2 separate regions of the Homo sapiens genome follow, and region 1 is linked to region 2. Evidence: chromatin contacts called from ENCODE Hi-C or POLR2A ChIA-PET data. All regions are on one chromosome and are shown on one strand. Each heading gives the region's core, a stretch centred on a gene start or an enhancer-like site at or near the end of the contact. The rest is flanking DNA. Distances are from core to core; before and after follow the strand shown.

Evidence for each region. Hi-C counts contacts between places; a loop is a spot of excess contacts on that map. ChIA-PET counts read pairs that join two places held with the same protein, here RNA polymerase II (POLR2A). Pooled maps may share reads with other maps.
Region 1: a loop to region 2 is called in a pooled map, with 3 times the contacts of the local background. The contact joins two enhancer-like sites. A Hi-C loop is called at or near these places in 1 of 168 maps with a recorded cell type or tissue (sciatic nerve) and 4 of 50 pooled maps. POLR2A ChIA-PET finds 5 or more read pairs at or near these places in 1 of 52 experiments (A673).

The regions. Positions count from the first base shown.
Region 1 is chr13:30,113,691-30,116,390 of GRCh38, forward strand. No RefSeq gene overlaps it. Among named protein-coding and RNA genes, the nearest start is that of LINC00365, 6.2 kb to the left of the region's middle. RefSeq lists a silencer at 1,104-1,453. Within about 2 kb of position 1,446, at least 26 of the 41 ENCODE cell types and tissues checked have a DNase peak (open chromatin) inside an H3K27ac peak, as active enhancers do.
Region 2 is chr13:30,864,557-30,867,256 of GRCh38, forward strand. No RefSeq gene overlaps it. Among named protein-coding and RNA genes, the nearest start is that of LINC00545, 17 kb to the right of the region's middle. Within about 2 kb of position 1,280, at least 29 of the 41 ENCODE cell types and tissues checked have a DNase peak (open chromatin) inside an H3K27ac peak, as active enhancers do.

The sequences.
Region 1 (2,700 bases), core at 196-2,695, 750 kb before region 2:
CAAAGAGGAAATCTGGACATAGACAAGTGCATGCACAGAGGAAAACCCATGTGAGCACACAGCAAAAGGCAGCCAAGGAGGCCCTGGAGAAACACGCCCGGACTACATCTTTATCTCGGACGTCCAGCCTCCAGAACAGTGAGAACATCTATGTCTGTTGTCTAAGCCACCCAGTCTATGATATTATACTATGCCTAGCAAACTGATATACCCCCCAAACTCCCCCCACCCCCTAAGCTGGGCAAATGTTAGGTGACTTTGATGCTGAGAGTGCCTGAAGCAAACTCTTTATCTGCTCTTTTTGTACACAAGGACTCTTGAACCACTCTTGAACCCGGAAGTCTCTGGCAATGGCTTGGGGATCCCACTTTGCCTACTCCTCGCCCCCGTCAATAGGGGAGTTGTTATCTCTTAAACCACTCCGGGAACCTCTCCTCTCTGGGTGGAGGTTAAGGGGACTCAGTCGGGGAGTTAAGTGACAAGGGTGCCTCTGGCAGAGCCTAGGTGTGTAAGCTTTGGCAAATGACCAGGCCTCGCTGAGCCCTGATTTTGTCCTCTGTAAAATGAGAGTGATCGGATTCCTTGGAGCACGAAATGCCTTCAATGTGGGGCTTAGCACGGGTCTGGCTCACAGTAACTGCTCTCACGCTCCACTAGCCACTCCTTAGCAGGAACGTGGGCACGAGAATTCCCAAACTTCCTCGAGTCAGTGTTCAGAACCCCGCCCTCCCTTTATCTTCAAAGGAGAAGGGAGAGCAGTGGGTTACAAGGGTCAGCTTTTAAATACCCCTGCTCTCCCTTGACCACAGACCCTGGGGAGTTTCCCCAGCTAAAAACGAAGTTTAGAAAATTGCTTGCAATGACCCATGATTTCAAGGGCCCCAGTGAATGACAGATCTATTGAGGATAGGGCCCCCTGGCTGGAAATTTAGAAACATTTTGTTTTTGTAAGAGGAAAAAAAGGGCAGAGAGGCACGAGGGCTGCAGGGGATGGCTCTGGAAGGACACTGCAGCGAGGCTGCCAGACTCCTTGGAACCGCAGCGCCGACGCAGCCATTTCCCAGGGAGATCAATCCTCTGGCAGGTCCATTTCCTCCGCCGCGCGGGCGGCTGCGGGAGGCGGCGGCGGCGGCGGGGGTGGCGGGAGCCATTAGTGACTCTGTGACCCCGTTCACCGAGCGCGTCCCCGCCCAGGTGCTCGCTGCCCGGCGCCGCGCCGTCCACCCCCGGCCGGGGCAGGTCGCGGGGCCCAAGCTGGTTCAAGCCCCCGTCGCTCGTCGCCTGGCTCTGCGCCAGGCCCCGTGCCCCTGGCTGCAGGCCGGCACCCCGCGAGCCGCAGCGCCCAGGCAGGCGAGCGCCGCTGCAACCTGCAAGCCTGAGTCAGCTCGCGGCGCGTGAGGCGCGCGCACTGCGTCCCCGCGCAGCCGTCGCAGCCAGGTGCTGGCCCGGAGCGCTGCGTCCCCAGACAGAAACCACGGCTCCCCCTGGCGGACACCGGTTCCCCAGCGCTGGGCTTTCCCCTTCAGTAGTTTAGGGGTAGTTTTCAGCTAAAGAAAACAGTGGACGCATTTTCCCATCAGAGGGCTTGGTGGCAGGATTCCCACAGGCTTAAGGAATGAAAGAAAGGAGATGCGATAGAAAGGAAGAATGGTAAGTAAGGCCCGGAAAGTGCAGGCAGAGAATGTTATGCACCTGCATGTCGTGAACCCAATGGCAACGAAACACTTACTTGTCTGCGGGGCAAATATAGCCGCGTTGGCTCTTTCTCCTGGAACCACGGATACTTTGGCAAGGAATGAATGAGTTATAAATGCAACGTTTTCTTAAATATATTAAATACATAACACTGACCTTCACAAAGGCTTTTATCTGGAATAAGGAATGAATAAGTAGGGTAATGAATAAGAAAGTTAAATTAAAGCACCATAGAACACAGTTTGAGTAACTTTAAAAATTTTTATTTACTTAATTTAATGAAAACAAATGATAAGTAAAATGTCTTTATATGAACATCTGAAAAAGCTTATAACTCTAAATGGCAATCCTAATCCAGCTGCTATAGTCAGGCTGCTATAGCAAAATACCCTAGACTGGTAGCTTATAAACAATAGAAACTGATTTCTCACAGTTCTTGGGGCTGGGAAGTCCCAGATCAAGGTGCCAGCTGATTCAGTGTCTGGGGAAAGCCTGCTCTCCGGTTCATAGATGGTGCCTCCTAGCTGTGTCCTTACCTGGGAGAAGGAGGAAGAGCGTTCCCTGGGATCTCTTCTATAAGGGCACTAATCCCGTTCATCAGGGTGACCTAATCACTTCCCAAAGGCCCTGCCTGCTAATGCCATCACCTTGGGAGTTCAGTTTTAACGTGAATTTTGAGAGGACACAAACATTCAGACCTTAGCAGCAGCCTTTTGTTTTATTCCCCGAATACAATGTATAAATGTGGAAATGCCTGGGAATTTCAGCCATCTAAGTCAGGCAGTTAGCTTTGTGATATGGACTCCCTCTTGTAACTTACTCTGTGTGGACATCTGTTCTGTTGATTGTGTACAGAGTTGAATTTCACAGAGGCTGACGCAGCAGTGATCATTCAGACATTTCTGAATGGACGGCAAAAGAAGGAGGAGGAGGAGAAAGTAAATACCAATGACTTACTTTGCAAAGTAAATTGACAGATCCTTTGTAGACCAAATCAGCAAGGTT
Region 2 (2,700 bases), core at 30-2,529:
TGAAGTGGGGAGTCAGTGAGGAGGGGGCTGGGCCACCTGGTGGGATGTTGGGAACTATTTTCTGTGCAGAGGCCAAGGCTGGGGCTGGGGGTGGGACACATGGAAATCAAACATGTACTTCACAGTTTGGTCCTGGGCTGACCTGTTTATAATAAAAACATTTGGTTTGACTTCCACAGACTCCAAGCCATGACGTCAATGTTGATGCATTTCAGGCCACATTCCTTTTAGTCTCCGGAGAAGTTCTTTACAAAAAGCATGAAAGGTGGAATCAAATAGTTCCTGGGATCATCTCCAGTCTGAGACATCACATTTGCACTTTAAGCAAATGATTCAGATACTAAAATTCAAGCCCTAAATATGCCTTTTCAACTACAAACTAATTATTTGTGTCTAAATCAATGGACGGTGTCTCTTTAAATGTTCCCTTCATTCCTCATGCATGCTATAATCAGCAGATGGCCCTACCTTCCCCCACCACCCCCTTTTAAACAGACCCTTCTAATAGCTAATATCCTGCAGTGACCAAAGCCATTAGAAGGATTAAGCCATTACTATCCTGTCCAGCAAACACACAATGCTCACGGGGATTGCCTTTTTTTTTTATTTTTTGGTTGTTGTTTTTATGGATGAATCAGGGCCCAATGGTAGGCTGAAAATCAAAACAGGGAGGGCAAAGGGTTATAGTCATTCTTTTCAAGGACACCTCCCAAACAGCCTCAGGATTTGAGATTCCTTTGTTAGAATGACGGCAGATGTCAGCCTTGTGGCTAGTGCAAGCTCCGAAAGGACACAGTACGCAGACCTCTGTCCCTCGTTTCCTTAATATCTAATACTCATCCTTTCCAGAGCACCACTGTGGCTGTCTCGTTGCTCTGCCTGTCCACACAGGCCTGTTTGTGCTGTAACAGACAAGCAACCAGCAGCCCAGCCCAAAGCCACGTTGCAGGGCCCAGGACTGCTCTGAGACACTGCCACCCAGTGGCGCTTCTGAAGCATAACAGCACACAGAAAGGGAGCAGGGAACCCAGTTTTATAAGCATGGAGGGGGTAGGGGGTGCAAAAGCTGGCCTAGAATCGTGAGGCCGAGCTGCAGAAAAGCATGCTCCATGGCACGGAGGCAGGTAGCTAGTTTGGAGATGGCTAAATAGGGCAAGTGACAAAAAACACGAAGAAAGGCAGCTGGAATATAAAGAGAGGAATAAAGAAATGTAATGACATGGAAAGCGTGAGCAGTCTTTTCTAAATGGAAGAAATACGCACTTTCTCTAAGTGAGAGCTGGAGCGAGATGACCGAAAGATGAGTCAATGGAGCCCTTTTTTGGAGTTGGCCTCAGTTTGGATTACTCAGTATCTCACATGTCTGGGTTCTTAAGGATCCTTGAGCTTTGCTGACTTTGGGGAAGTCACTGTATTTCAGTTTTGTGACCCGAAGGGGCTGAGCTGAACCTCTAAACAGCTTCCCTGAGCCCTAACAGTGAGTATGTAATTAAATACCTGAGACGTTGAGTGAACAAGAAATGCAGAAATACAGAAAATGCAGGCTGTGAGCAATCCTTAAATCTTGTGTTTGACTTCAAAGTGCTGTAAGGGAGAACCTGAAAAATACATCCACTTACACCTTTGGTGGTTCAGGACTTGCCAGGAGAGTGCATGGAAGGGACCCCCATCCCACAGCGCATGGGTGACTCTACCCGCCATCTAACCTCCCTGAATCTCAGCAGCCAAGGCCAGTGCACTGAGATCTGCACCTCCAGCACTTTCAGTGTAGGGCGAGACAGGTTTAGAAGGAATTGGGCTTCTCTAAGATTGAAGCTAAACCAGAAGCTAATGGGTTAGTAATTTAATAGGTCTCCCTTTTCGGCAATATTTTCATTTTAAAAAGAAAACTTCTGTTAGAGGGCAAGTAATTCCAAAGAAATTAGATTCTGCTGGTTGAAACGTTAAGAATCCAGGCAGGCGGTGAGGGAAATTCGTTTCCCGGCTTCTCCAATCTAATCTGATAGTGCCCGTCTTGCCTCAGTCGTTAATACTTCTTGGGAAAAAGCATATGTGATCACTCTTTTAAAAACTGTTAGAATCACTTTCCTATCCAAGGTCTGAAAGAAGATTTGGGCTTAGGCTCCATTTGAAGAAATCCAGGTTGTATTTCCCCCAGCATTTAGGGTTTGATGGTTTCTGCTTATCTAAAGTGCTCACATTGCAAATATGAGCAGCAGGGCTGGGGATTTAAATTCTGTCTTGATGGGAATTTGAACTGAAATGCTCTGCCCACTGCCACTTTATAAGCTGGGAATCATCAAGCTAGCTACAAATACCTCGAGGGGTCCTTGCAGTTGCTCAACATAAATCAGCAAAATGACAGGCAATTGACTTTGAAGACAGCGCTCACATGGCTGAGTGGCTGGAGCTGCTGGAAGCAGATGAGGGCATTTTCCTGTAAACATGATTGTGATTAGCACCAGAGTAAATAGCGAATCGGGCTCTATCTGTCAGACTCCAGCCTGCTCTGGATTTTTCATTAGGTAGAAATCAACATGTGACTCAGTGCAGCAAAGTTGGCAATTATAAGAAATAAGTTTCTATTTCAACACCTGGTGAATACTTCTGATTTTCCTAGAAGGTAAGCAAGAAGGAAAGTTGATTTTGCCATGTTTTCATGTAGGGATAAAATAGGAGTGTGGGAATCAGTCCTTTCAC